Regions from separate parts of the Homo sapiens genome. Here region 1 is linked to region 2. Evidence: read pairs that join two places in POLR2A ChIA-PET (ENCODE). Cell type or tissue: K562. All regions are shown on one strand. Each heading gives the region's core, and the rest is flanking DNA. Links, peaks and the distances in the headings are about the cores only. Region 1 overlaps IQCE (IQ motif containing E). Region 2 overlaps AMZ1 (archaelysin family metallopeptidase 1).

Evidence for each region. ChIA-PET counts read pairs that join two places held together with the same protein. Peaks named below come from ENCODE experiments on the same cell type or tissue, not always from the same donor. Only the 100,000 strongest peaks of a DNase experiment are listed, where the experiment ranks them.
Region 1: POLR2A ChIA-PET joins it to region 2 with 5 read pairs; 5 of 35 experiments call an interaction of 5 or more read pairs at or near these places.

What each region holds. Positions count from the first base shown.
Region 1 is chr7:2,610,510-2,626,112 of GRCh38, forward strand. It overlaps IQCE (IQ motif containing E), which reads left to right. Exons shown (of 22, transcript NM_152558.5): 22 at 1-4,219. LOC107986760 (a long non-coding RNA gene) reads right to left here and starts at 11,679. Exons shown (of 3, transcript XR_001745069.2): 1 at 11,369-11,679; 2 at 7,141-7,292; 3 at 4,074-4,467. RefSeq lists enhancers at 1-137, 138-711, 12,770-13,279 and a silencer at 11,686-11,980. In K562, for the core only: no CTCF peak of the experiment used is centred there; DNase peaks (open chromatin) are centred at 1,228 and 2,092.
Region 2 is chr7:2,703,353-2,718,484 of GRCh38, forward strand. It overlaps AMZ1 (archaelysin family metallopeptidase 1), which reads left to right. Exons shown (of 7, transcript NM_001384743.1): 4 at 5,236-5,364; 5 at 5,723-5,892; 6 at 6,288-6,464; 7 at 8,978-15,132. The coding sequence ends at 9,526. Among named protein-coding and RNA genes, the nearest start is that of AMZ1, 23 kb to the left of the region's middle. RefSeq lists enhancers at 6,192-6,291, 6,211-6,906, 7,052-7,271, 7,282-7,331, 7,972-8,131 and 1 more and silencers at 6,452-6,611, 9,790-9,989. In K562, for the core only: no CTCF peak of the experiment used is centred there; no DNase peak of the experiment used is centred there; H3K27me3 peaks cover 400 bases.

The sequences.
Region 1 (15,603 bases), core at 1,131-3,630, 92 kb before region 2:
TGAGGAGCTGCTATCCGCAACCAGCGCCGACACCATGCCCCCTCTTCCTGGTGACACCCTCAACAACCAGGATTTGCTCGATCTCAGCCCAGCAGGCCAGGCAGACACACCCCGCTGTGCCTTAGGAAGGTGTGAGACCGGCTTCCCCCATCCCCACAGCAAAACACGGCCTGTCCCAAGCCAGTGAGGAGCTAAAGACACCCAGGTCCCCAAATGATCTTACTCCATGCCCCACCCGCTCACACCGTCCTTTCCCGTCACCCTTGCTATCCCCTGGAGCACTGCCCTCCAGAGCTGCCCTTCCCAGGAAGGAATTTGGTTGGATTCTGTCACTGTGGAGACCAAGATTTTTTAAAATTCCCAATTACAAAAGCAGCATCACACTTGCTTCTGAGAACAGCAGGGTGATGTCTGTTCCCAAGCTGGTGGCGGGAGCCTTAGCCTGTGTGGGGCCACCCGGGGAAGAGGAGGAGAGGAGGGTGAGGAGGCAGGCTCGCCGTTCCAAGGGACAGCATAGGCTCGTGGTGGGGCGTGTTGCATCTGGTGTCTGGGACAGTCCCCGTCACCCCATGTGTGCGGCCTCTGCACTCCCAAGCTCCATGGCTGGGCTGGGCTGGGCTGGGCTGGGCTGGGCCGGGCGTGCGGAGCCTGTGGAGCCAGCAGCTGCAGAGGCCTAGGAGGGAGTTCCTGGGGGAAGCGCACAGTGTCCAGTGCCCATCTCTTGCTTGTGTGTGAGATTAGCCCTTGCTGGGGCGTCAAGAGGAAGAGCCTTAGACCTGGGCGGGCCTTCAGGGGCATCTAGACCCCTGCACAGCCCAGGCCTGGTGTCTGCATTTCCACAGCACCCCTGTGGGGACTCCTGCCGGGGCTGGCCGCTGTCTCAGGAGAGACCCAATGGTTAGAAAGCCCCTTTTTACACAGCTGACAGCTTCTCCCAAGGCTTCCGTCCACGGGGACAGGCTTAACCCCTGGGCGCCTTTTCTGCAGCATGGCGGCCTTCTGAGTCACCTAAGCTGAGCCTGGGTCATTCTCTGTGGCGGTCAGAAGGCCGATGGCCCCAACACAGTGGCTTGTGAAAGGGAGAGAGGAGGCTCTGCATGTCCACCTGCTCTATGGGAGGAGGACACAGGTGTCCCCAGCCCAGCCTGTTCTCTCCCAGTCACTCAGGGATGGGGCCACCCAAAGTGCAGGACCCGCCCCACCCTGCGGTTCGAAGCCTGGCCCCTGTCTCCACTTAGCTTCTGTTTCTGCAGTGGGTGGAAGCGAGTCAGCGGGGGGCCTGGCTTGTGTACGTGTTTTCCTTATTTGGTCTGTGGGTTGCCAAGTCCATTTTTTTTTCCACTGAACTGGCTGGTAACTTGATGGACTGTGTAACTGACACAGGCCCTCTTTAGACCCCTGCCTTCACCCCACCCGCCCGGGTCCACTCCCTGGGGCGCTGTCCCAAGCCATCCCTGCTTGCCAGCTCAAAGCTTCAGGTCCTAGGAGCCAGTCCACCTCGAAAGCCCTGAGAAAGTGAGACACCTGCACATTCGCTGGGGGAGACCCTCCGTTCTCTTGTGGCAGCTGCTCCCACTTGTTAAACCAAGCTGTTTCTGCGGGACGTGCTCACTCTTGGGAACCAGTGGCCTAGAGCTTTGGGTTACAGGCATGGAGAGGGCTTTCCTGCCTCAGGCTTGGAGGCCAATGTTCCATACATAAACCGCCATGTCCTCTGGTGCAGCTGGGCTGCTCTTTTAAAAGCCAGCATCCATCTTGAAGCTCGCTGGGTAAATGGCAATGCATTCTCAAGCCAGTGTCTTCAGCTGATGCCCAGTGTCCAGTGCTGGTCACCAGTCCCCTTTGCTGGGTACAGCCTGCCTGGCTGTTCTGTGGTCCTGGAACGCTGCAGTGTGGTTTTGTTCCATGGAGACAGTACCAAGCGGAGAGGCCTCCTTGCCCACGGCCCCAGGGCCTGGGGGCCAGGGGTTCTGGCCCTGCGGGGACTTAGGCAGGAGGGGAAGAGAAGCCCATGGAGCCATGGGAGGGGTGAGCTGTGGGCGGGGCCTAGTCATGGGAGGGGTGAGCTGTGGGCGGGGCGAGCTGTGGGTGGGGCCTAGCCATGGGAGAGGTGAGCTGTGAATGGGGCTAGCTATGGGTGGGGTGAGCTGTGGACAGGGCCTAGCCATGGGAAAGGTGAGCTGTGGGCGGGGCCTAGTCACGGGAGAGGTGAGCTGTGGGCGGGGCCTAGTCATGGGAGGGGTGAGCTGTGGATGGGGCCTAGCCATGGGAGGGGTGAGCTGTGAGTGGGGCTGAGCCATGGGAGCAGCAAGCTGGTGGAGTGGGCTGGGCGGAGCTGTGGGGGCTGCTGGCAGGGCCTAGGAAAGTAGACAACTCCCGGGGGAGACGAAGTAGAGAGTGAGTCCCCAAGAAAGGGACTCCTGCCCCAGCGTCAAGTGCCAAAGCAGGCCCCATCTACCACTTCAGGGTCGACGTTGGTGGCAGGTGTTGTTCACGGTGTACTGATTGTCACTGCAACACCTCCACATCACCTTGAACTTCAAGAACAGCAGCAAAGCTGTATCTGCTATCAGAGGCTGTTAGGTAGTCCAGCTTTAAAATAACACACTCTTTCTCTATCCCATGCCCTTTAAACAAGCAGCCACAGGAGATGTCAGTCTCCAGGGCCTGGCCCCACTGTGTTGACAGCAGTCACGTCTGTTGAGCTGACACTGCTGAGGCTGAAGCTGGCCCCGTGCAGGTGGCTGGTGAGCCACAGGTGCAGTACCCGGAGGTGTGCTCTCCCCTAGAGGCCTGTCCCCAACTCCTCCCCTAGAGGCCTATTCCCGCTGCTCACAGACCTCAGCAGAGGCACCAGCTGGAGGGCTCCAGGGACATCCTTGGAGATACAGGAGGCTTTCCTGGCACAGGGCACAGCTCTTAGGAGGCCTTTGTAGGACGCTGTCTCCCCAGCGTGTCCTGCTCATCCAGGATGGGGAGAAAGAGGAGGAGGCCCCAGGCTCAGAAGCCAGGGACAGACTGCCGACGATTACCAAACTGAATCCAGGCAGTGCCATGACCCTGGGTGTCCCTTGGTTCACATCACCCACCAGACAGCTGCGGAGAGAGTGCAGGGAGGGGCTGGGACCAAACAGGCCAGAAACCAGCAGAAAAGAGGCAGAAGTGAGGTGGGTGTGCCTGGGGCACGAAGCCAGCGCCGGGGGGATTTCAGTGGAGCCTTACAGCCAGGCTCCGTGCGGACTGTGATGCCAGAGAGGCGTGCAGCCTCTGGGCAAGTCGGGAGAGGGCTTGGGTGGTCCCCACAAGGCAGAAGAGGTGGAAGGGCCAGAGAAGACCACCAAGACCACCGTTCCCGCAGGCCTGGGGTGAGTGACCTGACTGAGACTAGCGGGCAGAGCCAAGCAGGGCTAAACTCCAACCCAGGGCCCGGTGTTGGACAAAGTAGCTTTTTCTTTGCTCGTTTGTCTGTGTATTAAGAAGAGACTAAAATAGCCAAACGACGCTGGTCGCATGCGCTGGCTGTGGTCTGTCTGCTGAATGTCTATTTTTGTCTCCTGACGAGACGTGAGGACCATGCCCTTGATCCCTCCGATGGACCAGAAACCCCCTTCCTTGCAAAAAAAAGGCAATTGAATTAGGAAAAGATAGCCCAACCTAGCTCAGATCCACCAAGATAAGCACAGCAAAGCTTGGCTGCATTTTTGAGGAATAAAAACCTGCAGAAAGCACCGATAACCTTCAAGATCTGAATGAGATTCTATTATAACCCGTCTAAACGATTGCAAAATTCCTCCTTTGGTTTTGGAAGCAGCGTTTGCTCTCCCGTGGCTCGGATTCTCTGAGGACCAGGGAGTTGACACACAAACCCCGCCATGGGTCCGAGCCAGCTATTTCTCAAGGCTCCCACCTCGCCAAGCTCCCAAGGGCCTGCTGGCAGTGCCTACGCTGTGCCAACTACCCTGTCTGGTACAGACCACGGCTGGGTAAGCACCCTTAAAAGCAACAGAAATGACGTCTGGAAGCTGAAATGTGAAACTGTCAAGATGGCTTAGGAGAGGAAGGAGTGGACCCGCTGGTCTTTGGCATTTTGTATTTAGAATTATTCTAACTTTATACATAATGTATAGGCCGATCTTTTGGAAGGGATAAGGTTTTCATTCTTGTGCAACTCATTATTCTCATTATTGGCCTTTTAAATAAAAAGTTGTTTTGCAGTGTGCCTTGAGTGCCCCGTGAAGACTTCTCTTTAATGACCTCCAGGTGTGTTCCTGCCCCACGCACTCGGGCTGAACAAACGATCCGCTTCAGAAACCCCGCTTCTCTGGGCTTCTGGCATTTTGCCGTGGTCGTAATGCAGGCTTGGGGTTGGAGAGCCAGCTGGAGGGACGGGTCCCGCCGCCAGCTCCCTGCCACGCATGAACTCGGATACATCTGTTGACACCCCGGTCCCCCGTCGAATATCTATTCCTTAGATATGAGGACACAAAAATGTGCGTGCGTGAGGGAGTTATTTCTCCATATTTGATTTCATTTTTGTTTCAGGAGCAGGGAAAGAATAATTTACTGAGGAATCAAACACAGATGGAAACGACCAAAAGGAGCTGATATCTGGGTTTTGTTTTCCAATATTTTGTTGCATAGAACAAGGAGCATCTGTGGCTTTGTGTGCTTGTGGCTGCCTGCCCTGGGGCCCTAAATCCTGAGTGGAGTTTGTCCGAAGCCTCCACAGTTACTGTGGTTGGCTCTGGCATTTGCCCAAGCCTATTTTCTCTCTATCGATCTTATATGTGTGTGTGTGTGTGTGTGTGTGTGTGTGTGAAAATATATGTATATTTTTAAATTGAGATAGGGTCTTGCTGTCTTGCCCTGGCCGGAGTGCAGTGGTGCAGTCATAGCTCACTGCAGCCTCAAACTCTTGGGCTTAAGCAATCCTCTTGCCTCAGCCTCCCAGATAGCTGGGACTATAGGTGTGCACCACTGTGCCCAACCACTTTTTAAAAAATTTCTGTCACGCCTGTAATCCCAGCACTTTGGGAGGCCAAGGCAGGCGGATCACGAGGTCAGGAGTTCAAGACCAGCCTGGCCAATATGGTGACACCCCATCTCTACTAAAAATACAAAAATTAGCCGGGCATGGTGGCGTGCGTCTGTAGTCCCAGCTACTCGGGAGGCTGAGGCAGAATTGCTTGAACCTGGGAGGTGGAGGTTGTAGTGAGCCGAGATGGCGCCATTACACTCCAGCCTGGGCGACAGAGCGAGACTCTGTCTCAAAAAAATAAAAATAAAAATTCTGTAGAGATGAGGACTTGCTAAGTTGCCCAGGCTAGTCGAACTACTAGGCCCAAGTGATCCTCCCACCTCAGCCTCCCAAGTGGCTGAAACTACAGGTACGCACCTGGCTAATATACAAAATTTGAGGGGTGGGGCACAGTGGTTCGTGCCCGTAATCCCAGCACTTTAGGAGGCTGAGGCAGTGAATCACCTGAGGTCAGGAGTTCGAGGCCAGCCTGGCCAACATGGTGAAACCCCGTCTCTACTAAAAATACAAAAAGTAGCCGGGCGTGATGGCACATGCCAGTAATCCCAGCTACTCAGGAGGCTGAGGCAGGAGAATCACTTGAACCCGGGAGGTGGAGGTTGCAGCGAGCCATTGCACTCCAGCCTGGGCAAGAAGAGCAAAACTCCGTCTAAATAAATAAATAAAATTTTATTTTGGTGGAGGTTGCAGTGAGCCATTGCACTCCAGCCTGGGCAAGAAGAGCAAAACTCCATCTCAATAAATAAATAAATAAATAAATAAAATATATTTTTCTGGTAGAGATGGGGCCTTGCTATGTTGCCCAGGCTGGTGTCCAATGCCTCGCCTCAAGCGATCCTCCCACCTTGGCCTCCCAAAGTGTTGGAATTACAGGTGCGAGCCACCGTGGCCTGCCCCGAGCCCATCTTTACACTCCGATGGCCTGTGTGCTGTCCTGGCAAGCGGTTCATTTGCAGACTTGCACTTTGCAGACGAGCTGGTAGGGCCTGAGGGAGCCTGTGGCATTGGAGAGCATGGTGCACCAGGCACTCGCCCGCTGCAAGCTCGCTGCCCCCGCAGTCGCCAGCTGTGATCTCCCCTAGGGGTTCAGACCCAGGAGCAGAGAGGAGGCAGCCTGTGGGGGCTTCTCAGCTAGAACTGGCGAGAGGAGGAGAGAGAAGGTCCAACCTCAGGCCTCCACCCACCGTGGGCCGGGGTATGGATAGACATGGAAGTATGTGAGCGTGGACATCCATGCGCACGCGCACAGGCACACGGGGAGAACCCTCTTCCTCTTCCCCATCCAGCCCTCTGGTTTTTGGTGCTCCCAGACGTGCGCTGAGTGCATGAGGGCCTCCTCAAAGACCGAGTGAGGGTCACCACAAGCTCTTGCCAAGACAGTTTTAAATATGAGATTCCTCCAAGGTCCCTGGGGGACATAGGAAAAAAAAGAAGTAAGCCTCTGAGTCCCTCGCTCCTTTCAGCACTGCTGTCGGGCTTGGAATATGAATGACGGGCTGCAGAACAGGGTGGCGTGTCTCTGCGTGGGTGCCAGCTAATGGCCTTTGGCCAGCACCTCCCCACTGGATCCCGGGAGCAGGGCCCAGTGTCAGCCCCGAGGGCCAGCCCCATTAGATGGGGCCTGCCTCAGGAACCTGGGGACGTTACCATGGTGCTGTGTCCCTTTCTGAATAAGAGGAGAGGGTGCCCCTGAGCTATTCGTTAATTAAGTCCCAGAGCAGCCTGGGATTCAAAGGACAGAGTCCAGCGCTGCCAGGGCTCCCACGGCTGCCATTCATGGCAGCCCTGTCTGGGGGCTTCCTCCCCACCAGCCCTTCCCTTCCCAGGCCCGGCTCGCAAAGGAATGAAAGCAGGGAAGGGTGTGAGTGGGTGGGCTGGGGCGAAGCTCGCATAAAATATACAAAGGGAGCTGGTTCCCGCTCATTGCAGCCTCGCCCCGCCCCATTCCCTTCTCTCACCCACTTCCCCCTCCAGCACCCTGTGGGCTGCTGGCTCCACTATGCTCACCGCTCCTGCTACCCTCGCCCGAGAGTGCACCCTTCCCGCCTCATCACTCCTCCCTGCTTTCGGGATTTCTCTTCTGCTCTGGCACCCGGTCCTACCCTCTGCCTGTTGAGTATGGGTGTATCCACGGCTCCGTCCCCAACACCCCAGCCTGCCTGGATCGTCCACTGGGCGTCCGCACGTTCTTGTCTCAGATGCCTCCAATTCAGCTTGGCTCGGCTTCAATTTATCTTCCCTCATGACCTGCTCCCTGTTCAGTAAACCACATCACAAGCCACATGGTTGTCCCTGCCAGAAACCTAGAGATCATCCCCGTCTCCCTGCCCGTTCTCACCAGGCCCCACAGGGGCTACCCCCTCAGCAGCCCTCAACTCTGCTGCCACATCTGCAGTGAGGCCAAGTGACCCCACCAGACAGTTCCCACGGGCTCCAAGACAAAATTGAACTCCTGAACATGCCAGACTGCTGCATGTCCACGCACACAAAGACACGTGCACACACAAAACACCACAATGCAACATACATGCAAACACCTGCACATGAGCAGACATATGCCTGCAAACACATGCCCACACATGAAACAATGCAAACTTGAAAACACACACAAAACCAACATGCACACACCAATGCATGCACTCTCAGACACACACACACTTCGCACAGACGTGCACACAAACACGTACAAATACACACAAACCCACATGCAAACATACAAACATGCATGCAAACACACCTGCAAGGGCAGAAACATACACAAATTTGCATCCCACACACGTACACACAGGCACACACACATGACAACATACATACACATAAAACGCGCACACACACACACACAAACATGCACACACACGCGCGCGCACTTGAAGCTCAAGCCAGCCTGAGCTATGTGAGGCTCCACTTTTCCAAAGAGGAGACTGCAAAAAAGAAAACCCATCCAGCCAACTTGAAAGTGTGAGCTTTTTATAGGTGTGGACGAAAGTGTCAGATGCCAACTTGTGAATAATTAATATGTTAATTTGGTCACACATCATGCATATTTCAAGTCATAGCTAAAAGAAGACACTGATCTAGGAGCATGCCTCTGGTGGTGCTCCCAGGACTTGGCTGCACCAGCAGCTTCGTCCCCATGTTTTGGATCCTCTAACACAGTTTCCCGTGCACGACATCTCCACTTCCATCTAAGCTGTTTGCAATCCACGTGACGGCTGAGAAATCTGCTCCTGCCGGGCGCAGCGGCTCACGCCTGTAATCCCAGCACTTTGGGAGGCCGAGGCGGGTAGATGGCTTGAATCCAGGAGTGTGAGACCAGCCTGGATAACATAGTGAAACCCCTTCTCTACAAAAATACAAAAATGAGCTGGGCATGGTGGCATGCACCTGTGGTCCCAGTTCTTTGGGACGCTGAGGTGGGATGATTGCATGAACCGGAGAAAGTGGAGGTCGCAGTGAGTTGAGATCGCGTCATTGTACTCCAGCCAGGGCGACAGAGCAAGACTCTGTCCCAAAAAAAAAAATTCTGAACAGGGTGTGCCATGATTGGAGCATTTCTCCCCAAGCCACGAGTGCCGGTGTGCTGGACCTGAGGACGGTGGTCCAGGTGGTGTCACTTTATGATCGCGTTTCCACAGTGGAACCGCTGGCTGTATTTTTAAACGTTTTAAAGTCTGATTCACAAAGACAGCCAATGCTTGCAAATGTGAGGTTCTGCTCCTGGAAAAATGACTAATCTGAGTTAAATTTATTTCTGACATCTTTTTAGTGGATTCTGCCAGGCGACCTCCATACACATTGCTCCCAGCTTTCAGACTCCTCCGTCGGTTCCCAAACAGTGTGTGGCTGTCAAAATAAACTAATTGAGAGCCTCATGCTATGAGATACTTTCTAAGGACTTAAGAAGGCAGCTCCCTCTTTTGTGAAGGATACTTTAAAAATTTTATGTATTTATTGATTTTACAGACAAGATCTTGCACCCCAGGCTGGAGTGCAGTGGCACAATCACAGCTCACTGCAGCCTTGACCTCTTGGGCTCAAGCAATCCTCTGGCCTCAGCCTCCCAAGTAGCTGGGACTACAGGTGTGTGCTACCATACCTGGCTAATGTTTTCATTCTTTTTCCTTTTCTTTTTGAGACGGAGTCGCGCTCTGTCGCCCAGGCTGGAGTGCAATGGCGCGATCTCGGCTCACTGCCATCTCCGCCTCCGGGCTCAAGCGATTCTCGTGCCTCAGCCATCTGAGTAGTTGAGACTACAGGCCCACACCACCACGCCCAACTAGTTTTTGTATTTTTAGTAGAGACGGGGTTTTGCCATGTTGGCCAGGTTGGTCTAGAACTCCTGGCCTCAAGTGATCCACCCATCTCAGCCTCCCAAAATGCTGGGATTACAGCTGTGAGCCACCGCGCCAGGCCTCATTTTTATTTTTGTAGAGACAGGGTCTTGCTCTGTCACCCAGGCTGGAGTGCAGTGGTGCAATCATAGCTCACTGCAGCCTCGACCTCCTGGGCCCAAGCGATCCTCCCACCGCAGCCTCCTAAAGTGCTAGGATGACAGGTGTGAGCCACCAGGCCATGAAGGATAATTTTTTTGGGGGAAGGGGAATCCCCCACTTCTATTTGAACTGTCCCAGAATGAAACCAGGGCCTTCTTCACCCCTCAGCCTCAGCCTGCAGAACCACCCTCCAATGCCAAGCTCAGCGGCCTCCCAATCTCAGCCCCTGCCTCATCCTCCCACCTCCTAAGCCTGATGCTCCTCCCTTTCTGACCCTGAGGGATGCTCCCACTCCGATCCGATGCCTCCCCTCACATACTCACCTGGCTGTTTCCCATGGGCCATTTCTATTTTACAGTCACATTTTGTTTCTTTTTTTGAGACGGAGTCTCGCTCTGTCGCCCAGGCTGGAGTGCAGTGGCGCGATCTCGGCTCACTGCAAGCTCCGCCTCCTGGGTTCACGCCATTCTCCTGCCTCAGCCTCCCGAGTAGCTGGAACTACAGGCATCTGCCACCACGCCCGGCTAAATTTTTTGTATTTTTAGTAGAGACAGGGTTTCATCGTGTTAGCCAGCATGGTCTTGATCTCCTGACCTCGTGATCTGCCCGCCTCAGCCTCCCAAAGTGCTGGGATTACAGGCGTGAGTCACCACGTCCAGCCAACATTTTGTTTCTTAAAAAAGATATCTGGCCAGGCATGGTGGCTCACGCCTATAATCCCAGCACTTTGGGAGGCCAAGGCGGGTGGATCATGAGATCAGGAGTTCAAGACCAGCCTGGCCAAGATGATGAAACCCCGTCTCTACTAAAAATACAAAAATTAGCTGGGCGTGGTGGCGGGTGTCTGTAATCCCAGCTACTCGGGAGGCTGAGGCCGAGAATCGCTTGAACCTGGGAGGCTGGAGATGCACTGCACTCCAGCCTGGGTGACAGAGCGAGACTCTGTCTCAAAGAAAAAACAAAGATATCTAACACATTATAAAAAGAAAAACAGAAAAGTATAGAGTAGCCTCATCTCCCTCTGGCACCACTGATTCTGGGGTCCTGGGCTTTTGTCTCGCCTCCCCACCGCTACTACGGGACTCTTAGTCCAGAACCAGGGTGAGCCGTTCCTTAGCCCCTTGCTCCACAGACTTGCTCAGGTCCCACGTGGCACCCTGGATCCCATCAGCAGCTCCACGCGGCACCCCACGCCTGCCCTCGTCTGGCCTCCCCTCCAGCCACACACCCCTGACCGCGGGCCTTTGCGGAAAACGCCGGGCCCTCCCCCACCTCCAGCTGGCCTCTCGCCTGTGCTGTTTCTGCTGCCAGGAATGTCCTTCCCGTGGAGCCGGCCTGGGTGATCCTCTGCTGAGAAGCTTTTCACGATCAGCTCCTCCTCCCTGTAATCTCACTGCACCCAGCCCGCGTGTGTGTTTTAGTATTTATTGCACCTGAGGGCACTTTGTACACATTATATTGGGGTTTATTTCGTCTGTTTGCAACTAGACTAAGCTCTGTGAGGACTGGATCTTTGGGGCCAGGAAATAATTTTTTTTTTTTGGCAAGGTCTCACTCTGTTGCCCAGGCTGGAGTGCAGTGGTGCAATCATAGCTCACTACAACCTTGAACCCCTGGGCTCAAGCAATCCTCCCACCTCAGCCTCCCAAGTAACTGGGACTACAGGTGTGTGCTCCCACACCTGGCTAAGTTTTAAGTTTTGTTTTATTTTTTTTTTGCCATGTTGCCCAGGCTGGTCTCAAACTCCTGGCCTCAAGCGATCCTCCCACCTCGACTTCCCAAAGTGCTGGGATGACAGACATGAGCCACTTCACCCATCCTAAATTCATTTACTCACCAAATTTCCACTGGCTTAGGTGTGGAGAACCCAAGTGGGGCAGACCACAGCCAAGGGCTCCCCTCTAGGGTGGTGTGGACCCAGGTGGTTTAGACCCAGTGTTGGGGAGCCGTTCTGGTATCCCAGAAAAGGGAGTCGGGGCTGCAGCTGAGCAGGTGGGGGAGGCGAGTACCTTCCAGGCCCAGGGAACTATCAGCCTCCTTCCAGAGGAAAAGGGAGCAGGGCCCCCACCTCCAGGATGGGAAGGGCCCCAAGGTGGCCAGACACAGTGGGTCAGGTGTGGCAGGGGCGACAGGGCTCAGGAGAGACACAGAGGCCGGGCTGGGGGACCTTGCCCTGAGAGCTGTGGGAACAGGATCGGATTTGCATTTGAGAAGGGGAGGCTGGGAGCGGGAGGGGACGTCATGGGCTGATGAGGAACCACATACGTGCTGACCCCATGGAGGAGAGAGCCCAGGGCCCCCGGAAGGGGACAGCCTGGCTGTTGGCCAAGAGACGCAGAGGGGAAGGAGGCCTGGCCAGGCAGGGGAGGGGGAGCACATTCCACCTACCCCTCCCCCTGGAATGGAGCCACATCCTGGCCAGCTCCTCCTGCCCCAGCTCCTCCTGCCCCAGCAAATCCTGCCCCAGCTGCTCCTGCCCCAGCTCCTCCTGCCCCAGCTGCTCCTGCCCCAGCTGCTCCTGCCCCAGCTGCTCCTGTCCCAGCTCCTCCGGCCTCAGCTCCTCCTGCCCCAGCTCCTCCTGCCCCAGCTCCTCCTCCTCCTCCTCTCAACTCCTACTGCTCCTCCTGCCCCCACCTCCCCCTGCTCCTCCTGCCCCCACCTCCCCCTGCTCCTCCTGCCCCCATCTCCTCCTGCCCCAGCCTTTCTGTGCTCACAGGGACCCTGTGGAGCAGAGAGGGCTTTCTGGGGTCCACGGAGGCTGGGCTGGGTCCCCAGAGCTGGGCCTCCACTCTAGCCCAACTGATTAAGCCCGGCAGGGCCTCCTGCATCCCACGTCCTCCCTGCCAGGCTGCAGGCCCAGCTGGGATGTCTGGGAAGGAAAATGGGGGTCCTGGGCCTGCAGGTAAAAGAATTCAGCCCAGGGTTCCAGCCAGCACCACCCCCCGCAACACACCCCCCACCCCCCATTGCGGGCGACCTGTGGCAAGCCTGAGGTTCACCATCTGTACCCAAGGGTGTGCTGGCCCTGTCTCTGGGTAGCTGTGAGCCAGTGGGCGGGGAGGGCCTATGCCAGCCGGCAGAGCTCTGGAAGAGCAAAACACCATTCATCCCAGACACACATCCTAAGCGTCTATCCCAGGCCCGGCCCTGGCCCTCATAATATTGCCATCACCATCTCACTTCCAGAAGCCTCTGCCTGCTCCTCTCCAGAGCCCTGCGCCCCTGCACTGCCCCCCACCCCCGGGAGCGATGTGGAGGCTTCGCCAGTCCTGGGAGGACTCTGGACTTGGTCCTGAGGCCCTGGGAGGCCAGGGAGGGGCTGGCAGGGGGGCAGCAGGCCAGATTCCTTGACAGAGATGAACTGGGGCGGTGCAGAGAAGTTCAGGACAAAGGGCAGGGCCTTGCTGCCCCGTGCTCCGGGGGACCTTGAGCAAGACACTTCCTTTTCCGAGCCTCCAGAGCTGAGACTGGCAGGAGTGGAGCTGGAGAGCCCTTCCTGAATGGTGGCTGGCACTGGGTGTGCCCGGAGGAGGCGGCCCTGCCAGGGGCAGGATGGTGATGCCTCTGAAGGGCTTCCCCAGGTGGCCCCTGGACATCTTCACGTGACCCAAAAAAGGCCCCACCTCCTGCCTCCAGACCTTTCCCATGAGATGAGCCCCTCCGGGCAAGTAGGCCACCCCTAGAGCGGCCTCTAGAACCTTCCGTGCTTGTCCTAGGCTGGGGGCTGGAAGAGGGGTGGAGGCCACGGAGGGGCTGCCTGTTGCCCACCTCCACGCACAGCACTCCTCCCACGCTGAGCCGGGTCTCCAGGGTGTTGTGTTCTGGACAAAGCCTCCGGGGTGCTGGGGGGGCCTGCATTCCCTCCTGGGCCCCCTGCCTTGGAAATGGCATGTCAAGGGGAGGATCAGCTCTCCAGAGGATCCCCAGACCCAGCAGCCTGCCCGGCCCAGTGAGGGAGACCCCGGGTTCCCTGGGCTCCTGGGCCCACCCTGACCAGAAAACCAGCCAAGGAAGCTGAGCTGGCCTTTCCCCATGCGTGGGGGAGTGAAGTTTGTCAGATCCAGGCTTTGAAACCTAGAGGGTGCAGGACACTCCCTTGCCCAGGCCAGACAGAGACACAGTGGATGTGGGGTGAGGACAGGGTCCCCCAAGGGGACATGGGGCAGAGCACGCAGGTTATGTGGGGCCTGGCCTTGGACACCCCTTTTCCAGCATAATCCCAGTACCCACCCAGGGAGAGAAGCATGACCCTCCTCCTGTTACAGCTGGGGAAACTGAGGCTTAGAGAGTTGCCTGGCCGAAAGGTCTCTGCTCTTGGAGGGGGAGCAGTGTCTCCTTGGCAGCTCAAGCCTGTGACAGCCTGTGGTCCTGTGAGAGCAGCGGGCGGGGCTCCCGAGAGGGAGGTGAGAATCCATCCGGCAACCCCTCCCCACCCACTCTGCCCCAGCGCCTCCCTCCACGCCCGCTGCTGGCCTGTTTCTGAAGGTCGGTGAAAGACGTCTTACTCACCAAGCTCAGGCAGTGGGGTCGGTGGTCCACCTGCCAACAGCGACTCAGCCAGCCTTTGTCACCAATGCCAATTGCAGCCCACAGAGTGGCCAGATACCCTCTCCCACTGCTCCTGGAATTGGGGCACTGGAGGCCGCCAGGAAGAGACGGTAGTCCTGGGTCTTGATGAATATCCTGCTCAGACTCAGCCGGCTCCCGGCACCCCCAGAGCAGGAATTTACTGGCAGACAACGAACATCCCTTGAAAGCATCAGAGCATTAAGAAAGCTTTCCCCATTTTGTTTTTTGTTTGTTTGTTCGTTTCATTTTTGTTTTTATGTTTTTGAGACAAGGTCTTGCTCTGTTGCTCAGGCTGTAGAGTGCAGTGGTGCAATCACCGCTCACTGCAGCCTTGACCTCCTGGGCTCCGGCGATCCTCCTGCCTCAGCCTCTCAAGTAGCTGGGATTACACACATGTGCCACCACACCCAGCTAATTTTTGTATTTTTAGTAGAGATGGGGTTTCGCTATGTTGGCCAGGCTGGTCTCGAACTCCTGACCTCAAGTGATCCACCCATCTCGGCCTCCCAGAGTGCTGGGATTACTGGCGTGAGCCGCCGCGCTCGGCCCTTCCCCCATTTTGGAGTCCCCGGTATCTATTGTTTCCCTCTTTCTGTCCATGCTTACTCATTGCTCAGCTCCTGCTTATGAGTAAGAACGTGCGGTGTGTGAGCTCACTTAGGATGATGGCCTCCAGCTCCATCCATGTTCCGGCAAAGGCCATGATTTCATTCTTTTTTAAAAAAATGGCTGTTTCCTCAGTGAGTCAGGGCTATGGGTGTGGGATGAATCTCTTCCCTTCTCGGAGCCTCAGTTTCCCCATCTCTAAAATAGGAAACTGGACGCTAAGTTCCCCCGTCGGTGACATGGGTTCCCAAAGGGGTCATAGCAGTTGGGCCAAGCCTGACATAAGTCCCAGGTCTCACAACTCTCAGCACAGTGCTCATTGCAACAAAACCTAGCTGGTGGGTGGGGCTGCGTGGACAGGCTAATTTTTTTTTTTTTTTTGAGACAGCGTCTTGCTCTGTCGCCCAGGCTGGAGTGCAGTGGCGTGATCTCGGCTCACTGCAAGCTCCGCCTCCCGGGTTCACGCCATTCTCCTGCCTCAGCCTCCCGAGTAGCTGGGACTACAGGCACCCGCCAACACGCCCGGCTAATTTTTTGTATTTTTAGTAGAGACGGGCTTTCACCATGTTAGCCAGGATGGAATCGATCTCCTGACCTCGTGATCCACCCGCCTCGGCCCCCCAAAGTGCTGGGATTACAGGCGTGAGCCACCGCGCCCGGCCTCTATTTTTGAAATGTTTTGTAGAAATGGGGTCTCCCTGTGTTGCCCAGGCTGGTCTGGAACTCCTGGCTCAAGTGATCCTCCCACCTGGGCCTCCCAACGCGATGGGATTACAGGCGTGAGCTGCCATGCCTGACCTCAGGGCACTATTTTCTTTTCTTTTCTTTTTCTTTTTTTTTATTTTTTATTTTTGAGACGGAGTTTCGCTCTTGTCGCCCAGGCTAGAGTGCAATGGC
Region 2 (15,132 bases), core at 182-2,681:
CTGGTCTTGAACTCCTGACCTCAAGTGATCTGCCTGCCTCAGCCTCCCAAAGTGCTGGGATGACAGGCGTGAGTCACCGTCACTGGCTTGAAATGAGCCCTTCTAAGGCCACTCAGCATGGCTCCAACCTTCCGTCTTTGCATAGTACTTTACACGTGCCTAGATCTCAACCCTCAAGCCCTTGCCCCTTCCCTGAGGGTCGCTGGTGACTGGAGAGTGTGAGGCAGGGTTGAGAGGCAGAGGTGAAGTGAGGGCTCTGTTGGTGGATAGGAAACCTAGACTCAAGTTTAGGGAGGGCCTCAAAGGGGCTGGAATGAGCGGATGGACAGCTTTCATCAGTTCTGGGATACTCTCAGCCATTGCTGCTTTTGTCAGTTATCACCTCTGCCCCATTCTCTTCTCTCCTATGACTCCAACTGAATGTATATTAATCCATCTTACTCTCTTCTCTATAATATCTTTTATGATCATTCATGCTTTAGTCTGAATTTATTCTCATCCTTTGGCTAAGGCTTACTCTCTCTGGAGTCACATCCAAGGTACTTTTTTTTTCTGAGACAGAATCTTGCTCTGTCGCCCAGGCTGGAGTGCAGTGGTGCAATCTCGGCTCATGGCAAGCTCTGCCTCCCGGGTTCACACCATTCTCCTGCCTCAGCCTCCCGCGTAGCTGGGACTACAGGCGGCTGCCACCATGCCCAGCTAATTTTTTTGTATTTTTAGTAGAGACGGGATTTCACCGTGTTAGCCAGGATGGTCTGGATCTCCTGACCGCATGATCTGCCTGCATTGGCCTCCCAAAGTGCTGGGATTATAGGCGTGAGCCACTGTGCCTGGCCTCATCTAAGGTACTCTTAAACCCATATATTGAGGCTGGACATGGTGGCTCACACATGTAATCCCAGTACTTTGAGAGGCTGAGGTGGGAGGATAGCTTGACAGCAGGTGTTCAAGACCAGCCTGGGCAACTAGGCCAGACCCTGTCTGTGCAAAAAATATAAAAATAGCTGGCAGTGGTGGCACACATCTATAGTCTCAGCTACTTGGGAGGCTGAGAGTTTGAAACTGCAGTGAGCTGTGATCGTGCTACTGTATTCCCCTCTATCCTGGGTGACAGAACAAGACCCGATCATTAAAAAAAAATCACAACCCCCATATATTGTGTTCCTAATTTCAGTTGTCATGTTTGTGAGTTCTACAGTTTCCAGTGGATTCTTTTTGAAATTAGCAGTGTCACGCTTTTTTTTTTTTTTTTTTTTTTTTTTAAGACGGAGTCTTGCTGTGTCACCCAGGCTGGAGTGCAGTGGCATGATCTTGGCTCACTGCAAGCTCCGCCTCCTGGGTTCATGCCATTCTCCTGCGTCAGCCTCCCGAGTAGCTGGGCCTACAGGCGCCCAGTACTGTGCCTGGCTATTTTTTTGCATATTTAGTAGAGACGGGGTTTCACCGTGTTAGCCAGGATGATCTCGATCTCCTGACCTGGTGATCTGCCTGCCTCGGTCTCCCAAAGTGCTGGGATTACAGGTGTGAGCCACTGCGCCCGGCCCAGTGTCACATTTTTATAGGTCTCAGTTGCCTATGACACTTCTTTAAGTTCAGCATTGATGTCCATGAACATAGTTGCTTGACCGTCTGTCCGATGATTACACTATCTGGAGTGCCCATGTGCCTGTATTTGTTATTTCTGCTAATTTTGTCTCAGTTATCCTGCTTCATTGTGCCTTGTTATTTTTGATTGTTAGTTACGCATCTTATTGGAAAAATTAGTTTAACTTTGAGAATTTTTGGCCTGGGCCGATGTTTTTCACCATAGAGGATTTTCTTTTCCTTCTGCCAGGCACCAAAGGGCTGACTGTGGGACAAAGACATGAAGCTTTTCTGGGTCATTCTGATGGTCCCCAGGGCTCCGCATCCCTCCCAGGGCAGGAAGCATGTCAGGGTCATCCTGCCCACTCCCCCACCCCAGAAACAGTCCAGCTTCATCTGTTTGAGCTCCAGTCCTCCCCGTTTTTCTCATTAGGTCTCTGCCTTGGTTATTGAGGTATAATTTAGATAGTAAAATTCATCCTTTTTAGTGTAAGGTTCTGAGTCTTGACACACGCATACATCACGTGGCCATCACCATAATCATATAGAGGGCGGCTCTCTACCCCTCTACCGGCCACCAAACCTTTCTCCTTAATCCACTCCTCCCCATCGTGGGTGTTGGAAGCAGCTGTTCTTTATCATTCACTCTGCCTGTCTGGCCATCTTTTGGCGGGAGGGTTGTCTAAATTCCCTAGGGTACTGTTACAGGGAGCAGCCACTGTTGAGATTTGGGGGTTGATAGGGGTCCCCTGGCTGGGGTGGGGTGCCATCCCCTGGGTGGCATGTTTCTTTGTCCTGGCCTGCTTTCTGGGTACAGCCTACACTCCACAGGCTTCCCCAGCCCCTGAGGTCCTACAGTGGGGTCTGGGGACAATGTGGCCTGCCTTGGCCCTGGCCCTAAAACACAGCCGGGGACCCCGTGCCTCTCAGGCTTGGCCTCTGCAGCCTCAGCTCTCCTCACCTCCCCCACGCCGTACACGGTGCGTCTCACCTGTTATGGCCTCTGACCTGTTGGTGCCAGGCCTGTGGCAGCTCAGAGACAGCACCAAGTCCCACAAGGGTCACTCCAGGGCTTTCCACCCCCTCTGCTTAGTGGACAAACTGCTGTTTTCCCCAGCCCCACACTTCAGAAGGTGCACGGGGGAGCCCTCGGGAAAAGGACATGCACTCGGGAAGGTTCAAAAGCAGGTGGAACTCAGAGGGTATGCCAGGTTGCATTTGTGGGGTCAGCTCAGCCTGGTTTTTAATTTTTTTTTAGAGATGGGGTCTTGCTTTGTGACCCAGGCTCAAGCGCAGTGGTGCGATCATAGCTCCCTGCAGCCTTGAACTCCTGGGCTCCTCTGCCTCAGCCTCCCAAGTAGCTGGGACCGCAGACACGTGCCATCACACCTGGCTAATTATTTTGATTGTTGTAGAGATGGGGTCCTGCCATCTTGCCCAGAGAGTAGCATGCTTTGGATCACTGTACTGGTTTCCTGGGACTGCCGTAACAAAGTACCACAAACTGAGTGGCTTAGGGACATTTCTTGTCTCACATCGCTGGAGCCTGCAGTTCTTAACCAAGGTTTTGGCAGGGCCACGTGGTCTCAGAAGGCTCCGTGGAGGGTGCTTCCTGGCTGCCTCCAGCTTCTGGAAGTTGCTGGCAATGCCCAGCCCTCTGTGGCTTCCAGATGCACAACTCCAACCTCAGCCTTTGACTTCCCGTGAGCTTTACGCCATGTGCCTCTGCGTCTCTTCTAAGACTCCAGTCACTGGGTCTCCTTCATGACCTCATCTTAACTGGATTACATCTGCACAGATCCTGTTTCCAAACAATGGCAGGTTCCGGGGGTTAGGACTTCCACCTGTCTTTTTGGGGGACATAGCCTGATCCACAACAATCATCACTGTCAATCATCATCACCTCATTAGCATCATTGTCAATCAATTACCCAGCTGCTCAGGAGGCCGAGGCAGGAAGATTGCTTGAGCCCAGGAGGTGGAGACTGCAGCGTGAGCTGTGATTGTACTCCAGCCTGGGTGACAGAATGGGATGTTATCTCAAAAACAAACACAGGGCCAGCTGTGGTGGGTCATGCCTGTAATCCCAGCACTTTGGGAGACCGAGGCAGACGGATCACGAGGGTAGGAGTTTGAGACCAGCTTGACTAACATGGTGAAATCTCCTTTCTACTAAAAATACAAAAATTAGCTGGGTGTGATGGCACGTGCCTGTAATCCCTGCTACTCAGGAAGCTGAGGCAGGAGAATGGCTTGAACCTGGGAGGCGGAGGTTACAGTGAACTGAGATAGATAGCGCCACTACACTGCAGCCTGGGCAACAAAGCAACACTCCATCTCAAAAAAAAAAAACAAAAAAACACACACACACAGAACAACCTCCTTGTCAATCTGTTCCTTTTAATGGTAGAACTCCTTGGAAAACACTTCTCCGGTGTGCCTCTGTGCCGCAACCCCTCTTCTCTACACTAACTCTGAGACCCTCTCCGGGTTTCCTGGGCCCGTGGTGGCTGCTCTGCCCCCTTCCCTCCCTGGGCTTCTGGTTTCCCGGCTTTGATGCCATCGTGCCCAGGTTCAGCCCCTGGGCCTCTCCTGTATCTGTCCACACTCATGCTCCGGGGAACCATGCTAACAAGTTACACAACTTGCTAGCTTGGATGACCCACTGTGATCTCACAGTGCTGTGGGTCAGGAGCGCCCCCACTGCCCAGGCTAAAGTCAAGGGTTGGCTCCAGGAAACTCCAGGGAGAATCCATTTCCTGCCCTTTCCAGCTTCTAGAGGCACCCGTATCCTTGGCTAATGGTCCTTCCTCCGAGCCAGCCCTGCAGTGCCCTCAGGCCTCACGTTCTCACCCAGACCCCCTGCTGCCTCTAACGAGGGCTTTTTTTTTTTTTTTTTTTTTTTGAGATGGAGTCTGGCTCTGTTGCCCAGGCTAGAGGGCAGTGGCGTGATGTCAGCTCATTGCCACCTCTACCTCCTGGGTTCAAGCAATTCTCCCGTCTCAGACTCCTGAGTAGTTGGGATTACAGGCACGCACCACCAGGCCCGGCTCATTTTGTATTTTTAGTAGAGATGGGGTTTTGTCATGTTGGCCAGGCTGGTCTCGAACTCCTGACCTCAGGTGATCTGCCCATCTTGGCCTCCCGAGTTGCTGGCATCACAGGTGTGAGCCACTGTGCCCGGCCTTACCGAGGGTTCTTGTGATGGCATCAGGCTCAGCTGGCTGCTGCAGAAAAACGCCTCCATCCCAAGATCTTTAATCATCTGCAGCCCCTTTGGCTGTGGGGACTCACAGGTCCCAGGGCTGAGACGTGGACTCTCTGGGGCTGTCGCTCAGCTGCTGAGGTGGCTTCTCCTTCCTGGGGCTGCAAGCGCCAGTCTTGTTGGCCCGGCTGCCTCTCCAGCGTCCCCACTGGGCTGTCCATGGCCTTTGACTTACCATGTCCTGATCTCCAAATGGCCCTGGCTGTCACTCCACATCATGCAGTACTGTGTGCCCTCAGGTCACACCAAACGCTGGTGGCCCACACCTGACTTGGGAAGGGGCAGGGCCCAGGCAGAGGAAGAGGATGACGGGGTGCCAGCCTGAGCCTGGAAGATGGGGGTCCCCGGCTGCCTCCTGACCCCATCCTCTGGCCCTCTCCCCGCAGACGGCATCCTGTCCTTCTTGAAGAACAACAAGCCAGGGGACGCGCTGTGTGTGCTGGGCCTCACACTGTCTGACCTGTACCCCCATGAGGCCTGGAGCTTCACCTTCAGCAAGTTCCTTCCAGGGCACGGTGAGCCGGGGCCCCAGCAGCTGTGCGTGGGGGGTAGCCTGGCATGGGGCTGTGGCCTCCGTGGCTGCAGGGCACCCTCTTTGCTTTTGCTTCAAGCACCCTCCTGGTGGAAGTCAACACCTGTGCATGGGAATAGATGGCCCCTTCCAGCTCCTCCTGAGGAATGGCATAGGGGCTGTTCCTCAGCTGTGGCGTCTGCCCCAGGGCCCAACTTCATGTGGGCAGGACAGGGCCTCCCAGGACTGGTATGTCTTTGGGCCATGGCCAGCTTGCATGAGAGCATGAGGTGGGTTTGACGGTGGGCCCCCCAGAGCCAAGGCTGACCCCTGAGAGTGCCCTTCTCTCCATCTCTCTCCAGAAGTGGGCGTCTGCAGCTTCGCCCGGTTCTCAGGGGAATTCCCGAAGTCGGGGCCCAGCGCCCCTGATCTGGCCCTGGTAGAGGCAGCAGCAGACGGCCCCGAGGCCCCCCTGCAGGACAGGGGCTGGGCCCTGTGCTTCAGTGCCCTGGGGATGGTTCAGTGCTGCAAGGTGGGTGGGGGCTCTGGGGCTGGTAAGAGGGGACAGGAGGGTGCTGTCTGAGCCCTTGGTGCCTCGGTCTGTTACACTGCCCCATCCTCACAGTGAAGTGGATGGACCCCTAACTCTATGGAATGAGGAAAGCAAGGCTACACAGCTATGAAGCAGCAGGGGAGGGATTAGAGCCCCAAGCCCCTATCCTGTGTGGCCTCCCACCCTGACTCACCTTTCCCCTGGGGCCCTGAAAGTGGCCTGTGCCGCCTGGGGCAGGGGGAGGGCGCCTGGACCACCTCCCGGCCATCTGGCCTCACCCAGGTCCTCATTTTGGTCCTGCTGGGGCTGCCTGGGGATCTGCCGGATGCAGGGGCAAGGCAGTGAGGCAAGGTGCTTGGTGGCCTTCCCCCCAGGTCACGTGCCACGAGCTCTGCCACCTTCTGGGCCTGGGGAACTGCCGCTGGCTCCGCTGCCTCATGCAGGGTGCGCTCAGCCTGGACGAGGCCCTGCGGCGGCCCCTGGACCTCTGTCCCATCTGCCTGAGGAAGCTGCAGCATGTCCTGGGTTTCAGGCTCATCGAGAGGTACCAGGTGAGTGGCTGAGTTGCGCTGCCCGGCTGCTGGGACCTGCGCTCCGGAGGCCCGCGAGCGCCGCCTGGAGGCTACGCAGGGCATGGGGACCGCACACAGGCTTTGTCAACTGCCGGGTTCCAGGCAGTGCAGAGCCCTGGGACCTGCGCTGGGGTTGAGCTCCATCCGGATCTCACTGGCAGTAGATCGAGTCCTGCCAGGGCCCGCGTGTGGTGGCTGTGACTGGGAGGTTGCAGCGGGGTCGAGTGGGGACGAGGGCTTTTCTCCCTCTGTCAGGAAGAGCTGGCATTGGAGCCCAGCCGGCGGGTGGCACGGTCTTCCCAGGGTAACTTTCTCTTTGCTTTCCCGTCACCCACACTTGGGTCACTGCTGCTCAGAGGAGGCACAGGCCCCTTGCGAGGAGGTGGGAGCTGACACAACAAGGCTTGTTGGAGGTGGCCTCCATTCCTAACTCCCTCTGTCGCCTGGGTGGGGTTGCCGAGCAAAGGGCTCGTCCGTATTCATGGACATTTGTTTGCAAGCTCAAAAGCTTTACTCTGAGTTCTGAGTGCAAAGGCAGGTGGTGGTAATTTTTCTTCAAACCCAGCTTTGGACTACAACCAGTTATAAGGTGCTCACTGCGTACAGGCACCAGAGCAGTCAATGAAACCGCGCTGGAAAGCCCCTGCATCCTCCTCCCGCCCGTTGAGGCAAGTGGGGGTGTGGTTCCCGGACCGAGCCTGTCAGAATCCCCTGCAGGGCCTAGCTGGGCCCTCCTTCCTTCTGGGGTAGAGTGAGGAGCTGTATCTTGCAGGGTCCTGGGTGACACTGAACTAGAGGCCGTGGCATTTCTAGCTCACAGTGCTGGAATCTCTCTGCAGGGATCCTCTCTGAAGACTCTGGCAGTCAAGGGAAGGTGAAGGGGGCACAGAGGAAACAGCTTTTCCAAGTGTAAGGAGAAGAGCCTGTGACTTGGGGGGAACCCAGGCGCAGCCATGGCTGAGGGTAGGAGCATCTCCCGAGGGTACAGGTGGCGTGATGGCTGGTCAGCACCTGGTGATGCCTTGTAAAGGTTGCTGCTGCCAGCTGTGCCCCGTCAAGGGGCAGCTCTTAGTACCTTCCTGAGGCTGTGTAACAGGCACAGGGGCAGCTTGGTCTGCAGAAAGGGTTGAGAGCTCTCATTTGATGCCTTCACCTGGGGTCTTGTGCAACCATCTGACATGAACTTTTAGAAAGTGTATGCCCCTCCCTACACGTGCTGACCTGGCATAGCCTGGATCCACCTGGATCTGAGCTGGAGGGTGTAGCTCCTCCTCCTGCCCAGAGCTCTCTCCGTTCCGTGAGCACCATCTCCTGAGGCTGTGGAGGGAAGAGGGCCAGGGCAAAGGCACTCCAGGGTGGCCTGGCCCTCCTGGCTGTTGTAGGGAGGGCAGTGGTGTGGATGTGAGGTCACCTGCTGTCCCAGGGCTTGGGGAGGTGCTGGAGAGCTGACCAAGGGCCTGGCCAGAAAAGGTCACTGCTGTCCACTGACAGCAATCAGTGAAATGCCTCTTGAAGAAAGCCTGACTTGTTGTGGTCTCTGCCACTTCCTGTGGTGTAAACAGTCTCACGATGGCTGATGTGAGCTCCCAATGTGATGTCAGTGAGTGCTGAGTTGGGAACAGATGTGCAGTGGGACCTTGTTAAACTGTGTGTCCCCTGTACAGATGCAGGAGAGGAGACTAACCTTGAGAGCAGAGGTGAGAGTGAAATGGAGAAAACATTTAGGAAGTGAGTTTCAAGTACTGCCTTTGCTTTACATTTTTTTCCCCCTGGTGGTCTCACTATGTTGCCCAGGCTGGTCTTGAACTCCTGGTTTCAAGTGATCCTCCTGCCTCTGCCTCCCTGTGCTGGGATTACAAGCGTGAGCCACCATGCCCACACCTTTGCTTTAAAATTTTAAATTTTATTTAATTATACGCTTTCTGGGTGGGTGCCGTGGCTCACACCTGTAATCCCAGCACTTTGGGAGGCGGAGGTGGGTGGGTCATCTGAGGTCAGGAGTTTGAGACCAGCCTGGCTAACATGGTGAAACCCCGTCTCCACTAAAAAATGTAAAAATTAGCCAGGCATGCTGGCAGGAACCTGTAAAATCCCTGCTACTCAGGAGGCCAACGCAGGAGAATTGCTTGAACCTGGGAGGGGGAGGTTGCAGTGAGCTGAGATCGCAGCACTGCACTCCAGCCTGGCCAACAGAGTGAGCCTCTGTCTTAAAAAAATCGAAAAATGTTAAGTGTTCTAACTTTGGATGACAAGGAGCTTGCGAAGTTCCTGAATGGTGAGCTCTTGGGGGTGGGTACCTCTGACTCTGGCACAGCCTGGACATGAGTCCTCAAAGGGTGCTGGTCACAAGAGCCCTCACACCACCAGCCTGACTCCCGCCCCTGGGTAACTGAGGACGGTGGGGTCCCCTTAGGTAAGGAGGTCTCCTGGCAGTTCCCTGGCTAGACAAGGGCTGGCACGGAGCAAACTCAGCCTGTGTTTCTCCCTCTTAGAGACTCTACACCTGGACTCAGGCGGTGGTGGGGACGTGGCCCAGCCAGGAGGCGGGGGAGCCGTCAGTGTGGGAGGACACCCCGCCTGCCAGCGCCGACTCGGGCATGTGCTGTGAGAGTGACTCGGAGCCCGGCACCAGTGTGTCGGAGCCCCTCACCCCTGATGCCGGGAGTCACACCTTCGCCTCGGGGCCAGAGGAAGGGCTGAGCTACCTGGCAGCCTCAGAGGCTCCGCTGCCACCTGGGGGCCCTGCGGAGGCCATCAAGGAGCATGAACGGTGGCTGGCCATGTGCATCCAGGCCCTGCAGCGGGAAGTGGCAGAGGAGGACCTGGTGCAGGTGGACAGAGCCGTGGACGCCCTCGACCGCTGGGAGATGTTCACGGGCCAGCTCCCGGCCACCAGGCAGGACCCACCCAGCAGCAGGGACAGCGTGGGGCTGCGCAAGGTGCTGGGGGACAAGTTCTCCTCCCTGAGGAGGAAGCTGAGTGCCCGAAAACTCGCCAGAGCAGAGTCGGCCCCCCGTCCCTGGGATGGGGAAGAGAGTTAGTACAGCAGGGGCTGCCCTACGTCTCCTTCCCTAAGGATGCTGGCCAGCACTGTCCAGTAGCTGAGGCCACTACTGACCTGCCAGGGATAAAGAGGAAGGGTCTGCCTGGGTGGTGGCTCAGGCCTGTCATCCCATCACTTTGAGAGGCCAGGAGTTTGAGACCAGACTGGGCAACATGGTGAGACTCTGCCTCTACAAAAGAAAAATTAAAAAATTAGCTGGATGAAGTGGTTCATGCCTGTGTTCCCAGCTATTCAGGAGGCTGAGGTGGGAGGATTGCTTGAGCCTAGGAGGTCGAGGCTGCAGTGGGATGTGATCATACCACTGTACTGCAGTCTGGGCCACACAGAAAGACTGTCTCCAGAAAAAAAAAAGTTCTTTGGAGAAGCCACAGACCACCTGTCTTCAGGCGCCTCCTTCAACTCCTGAGTCCCAGCCAGCCGCTCCCAGGGGCCTGCACACATGGAGAGGCCTCCCTGATCCTGGGTGCTTCTCGTGGAGTACAAGCCGGACTGTGCTGAGGTTGGGACAGAGCCCCCTCCCCTGCAGAGGCAGAAGGAAGCAGCGTGCGTCCTGTCTCCTTCCAGGCTGTGGGCCTGCCCTTCAGTTATTTATAGCTGGAGCTGGAGAGGCTGGCTCAGATGAGGAGTGACCCCGGGGGCACACAGGCTCCACACTGCCACCCAGCTTCCAAGGCTGAGTCTCCTCCCTAACGGGGAAGTGACGGGGTTTTGTCTCTATCATCTCAGGCGTCAACCACATGCACACACACACTGTCACGTTCTGTGGCGCTAACAGCATCCTGATCCTGACGGACTTCACCGGGGCTCTCCAGGCATCTCTTCTGACAAACACTGCAGGAGGTGAGGGTGTCTGACGTGCACTGAGGGCAGAGGCCCCCTTATTCCTGAGGCGGCTACAGCTCACCGTGGGGAAGATCAACTGTGGTGATGTTTTTGGGACAGTTTCTTGGCAAAGGTGGCCGCGCTGTCAGTACCAAGTAGCTGGAGGTGGTGATCAGATGATCTGTCTTTCCTTTTTTTTTCGGTCTAGTTCTGTCAGTTGCTGAGAGAGGGGTATTATTGCCATGGCTGGGCGTTTGATCTGTCTCCCTTTAGTTTTGCCGGATTTTGCTTCCTGCACTTTGAAGCTCCTTTACGTCCCTGCACATTTGATTGTTGTGTCTTCCTGAGGAATTGACCCTTTTATTGTCACACGTACCCCCTCAGCCTGTGGTGGAGGGTCTCTGGGAGAGAGACTTCCGGTTCTGACAGCGGAATCCCTTCGGAGTGACGAGGGCGGGGTCACAGCTCGCGCACCCTCATCTGGAGAGAGGCAAGAACAGGGCAGCTTGGACCTTTTGTGGGTGGGTGGCTCACACGGTTATGGAGGGCTTCTAAGAAAAACAAAATACAAAACTAAAACTAGAAGGGCTATGCAGGTGAGGTGGGCTGAGGCTTCCTTGTGAATCTGACATTGGTGGAGGCCGACTGAAGGCTCCCGGTCCTGGTCCCACTCCGTGTTGACTTCAGAGAAGCAAAGATGCAGCTCAGAAGTAGCATTAGGATCTTCGTCCCGTTCTCTTTTGCGTAGCTTCAAAAAGGCGTAACAGTGACCTGGGAGGGGAGATGAAGAGCTAGGCCTTTCAGAAAGTGACCAATGGAAGGTGCCGGCAGAGCACCCTGCAGTAACAGAAGGTGAAAGCCGGAGCCTGGTGGCTGTTGCTGCAAACAACCACCCAAAACTTAGTGGCTTAAAATCACCACAGTCTAGCTCATGAATCTGTAACTTGGGCAGAGCTCGGTGGAGACGGTTTGCCCCTGTGGCTCGACTGGAGTGTTCGTTCACACGGCTGCCAAGTGGAATTTGGCTGGGAATCTCAGGCCTTGGTTCCTGCCCACGTGAGACTCTCCATGGAGGAGGGGCATCTTCTTAGGAAGGCAGCTGCCATACCGTGAGGAAACCCGACAAACAGGGCAGCCAGAGCCAGACAGCAGGCTCCTGGTCCCAGTCCCGGAAAATGCAAAGGGACAAGTATGTGTTGATTTCAGAGAAGCTCAGATGTAGCATTAGGACCTTCATCCATACCCTTCTCTTTTGCATGGCTTCTAAAGGGCATGACAGTGACCTGGGAGGTAACTGTGCCAGAATAAAGAGGGGAGACGAAAAAAAGAGGGTCACTTTCAGAAAGGGACCTGGGCTTCCTCACAATATGGCGGTTGCCCTCCTAAGGTGGACATCGGGAGGGTCAGATGGAAGCTCTGTGGCCTTTCCTAACTCGGCCTCACGTCACAGAGCGTCACCTTTCCTGCACTCCACGGCGGCAGTGACAAGGACCCCACCCCAGGTTCACGGGGAGGGGACGTGGCAGGGAATGTGAGACAACACAATATTGCTGTGGCCATTCATGAACAGTCAGTCAGCCCCACTCGGCGTTCACTGTGGGGATTTGGCTGGTGCACCTGCGAGGTGGCCTGACCTGTTTTCCGATTTCCTTCATCTTCTGCAAAAGGTTAACCGCTGGAGTGATGCGAGATTAAACAGAGGTGATAAAAATAGAATGCCTGGCTCATGCTGAGGGTGGGAGCCCACTGGGGTTATGACCAAAGCCTCGGCGCTCTCTGTACCCGTGTCCTTTGACCCTCAGCTGTGATGTGTGTCCCAAAAAAGCGTTTTGAAGTGGGAAGGAGCAAACCACTAAAAAAAACTCCTTTTATCCGCAGCGTTTACCAACTTGCAGATGTCAGTGAAATTTTTTAAGACAGCTGTTAGAAGGACTGTTTTGAAATGCAACTTTGAGGAAGAGAAATTGGTTTCCCTCCTCTCCCCCGTGTTAGCCCCAGGTTCTGTCTGTGCTGTGGTGAAGAGTGACTTGGGACAGTCACCAGGAAAGACGCAAGGCAGAGGAGAGAGAATGAGGGCTGCCTTCTCGAGGAAGGTCACAGCTCACGAATCTTTCTAAACTTAAGTGCTGCAGAAGTTGAACTGAGATTAAATTTAGAGATGATGGTTTCCAAGACACACAGGGCCACGGTTCTTTCAGTTTTTAAACACGTGCAAAGTCCACTGAATTGCTTTCTCGTCTCATCTGTCAGAAGCCCCTGCATTCACAAGGATGGGTCTTCCAGCTTGACGATGACCTCTCTTCGGAGAGCCTCACCCATCTTGGTAAGCCAAGTCAGCGGGGCCTCATGGAGCTAAAAATAGTTTCAGGTCATGACAGATGTTATCTGTATTGCTGTGTGTGCGATGAGTCTGGGGAAGCTAACACATGCCTTCTGAAGTGGCTAGAATACACACTCCCACGTCACAGCCATGCTATGATGAAGGGGTGAGAAGCAGTGTCCCCTCTGAGGCAAATCTCTCTTCAGGCAGCCCCGCAGTCCTCTTCCGAAATCTCATTCTTTTCCCTCTCTTCCTCCCCAAAAAGCCCAAACTCATTGTCAGAGTGGGGAGAGGGGAGAAGCAGCATCCTGACTCCTGTCCATGGTGTGAACCCTGAGGGCACGGGACAGTGAGTGGAGCTCTGCCACCACCCGTTTCCAGAGCATGGGTGAGGAGGGAGGGATGCCGACCTGTTAATATTTGCTTCAGACCTTTCCCCGATGAACGAAATCTCCAAAAGCCTTAAACATAAAATGGCTTAGTCAAGCACGAGTGATAAAGCTGGGAGTCCAAATTTAGATCCCACCAAGTTCAAAGGGGGAGGCTAGAACATTCCAGGGACACACCTACACGCAGAGGGTCTCCATACAGTGCCAAGGGAGCTGCTCTGCAGACCCACCAGGCAGGGACGGCCAGGCCTCGGAGAGAGGGACCGGCTGCCCTGCCCAAGGCCCACCTGGACAGGCAAGTCTTCCCTAGTGGGTCAGTCAACTCCACCGCTTAAGGGGTCCTTCCTATGTAACGGAATTTTTTTACATCATCATCGAGTCTCGAAATGACCTGTAAGGCAGATGGCTGCATCCCCACCATATGGCTGTGGCTGTCGAGATGGGACTGGGAAGGGCTGGAGCCTCAGAAACGGCAGAGCGGAAGTTGAGGCGCAGTCTGTTCTTGCTTGAACCCCGAGTTCTCCCGCTGTTGTGCAGCTTTCTAAAAGCAAGCTGGAGCGGTCTGAGCAGGAAGAGAGTAAGAAGGCGCACGGACGCGGGAGGCCTGCACCCTGATCCCTGAGCAGCCCCCACACACCGGCACCCACGCCCCTCGGTTCTGATAACCAGGAGGCTTTCTGGCCCGTGCAGCTCCTTCGGACTCTGAGGAGAGGCCTGGGTGGGTGGCCGGCACTCTTAGGTGAGGTGCCAACGAAAACACCCCCGTGATTGCTGGGGCTTCACTGATTTGTTTTGTTTATAAAAGGAGGGCGAGGCCTGCACAGGAATATTTTTATCCCCGTGAAGACGGAGAGAATCAGGGCTTCGCGACGGGGCTCATAGACCTGAACTGGGTCTGCCTGCCTGTGTGCTGGAAGCAAACGACGGCCCGTCCTCTAAGCTGGCTTTGCAGCTCCAGTAAGAGTGAGAGACTCACGGGGGCCTGGCTGCCGTCCTGGGAGAGGCCCCGGGAACCGGCTCGCCCTGTACCCAAGGGCTCTCTGGAGCTCACCCCGCACGCAGGCTGCTCCAGAGCTGAAATCTAGCTGTGATCCCTGTGGGGCAACTGCACACAGAGGTGCCCAGTTTCAAGGAAACCTAAAGCAGCAGCAAATTTATGGCTCTTGGAACACGAGGCTGTCAAAGATAAACACCGCAGGGTAATCTAGGAAACACTTCCGGCTTGACTGTAAAGAGCCCTGGCCTGCGAACGCTGTTAAAAACAGATGCAGATCGCGGGTGGAGACGGCCGGCCGAGCCTTCCCTTTTCTGACATCCTACAGCAGCACCTTGATGAATGAGAACCCGGAAGAATGGAGGTTTATTTTTGAACTCAGCTTCTTGGGTAGGGAGGCAAATGAAAACAGGCTGATGTCAGGGGTTTATTTTAAAAAGCAATTTCCAAGAAGCGTCCTGGGGTCACCACGCGTTCAGTCCAACTCTTCCCCGCTGCAGTGTTCCCGTGACGATGAGGCAAATCCAAATAGTCACCGGAGTCGAGCAAACACGGCGGCCCCTGCCTCCCCCGGCGGCTCCACAATGGCCCTCAGAGGGTCCGCGGCAGCCAGGCCCGTCCAACCTCCTGCCCTCTCTGAGAGGGGCCCGAGCTCTCGCAAGATTAACCAGAGACGACACCTACCAGATTCCACCACTGAGGCCTCCCTCGATGCCTGCTCCCTGGGCTTTTTAATGAACGCACTTCTGTCACATGGAAACTGAGCCCGGCATGGAGTCACGTGGCTCCACCCTGGGGCTCCTCTGATGCCGAGAGCTCTGGCTCTCCTGACTGTGGGCCCAGTGTCCATTTTCTCTCTCAGGCAGGGTGCTCTGCCCGCCACAGTGTGCCTGGTTTTCTGGATACAGCATGACTGAACCGCCCCTTCTCAGCAAAGGCCAACACGTCTTTCTCGAGTCCAAGACCATCTCCCGTTCAAGGGCCCTCACCGCGCTTTGTGAGTCTGTCTCGTGGGCCTCCTTCAGTGGTCTGTGACCAGCGGGAATGAATGGGGACGT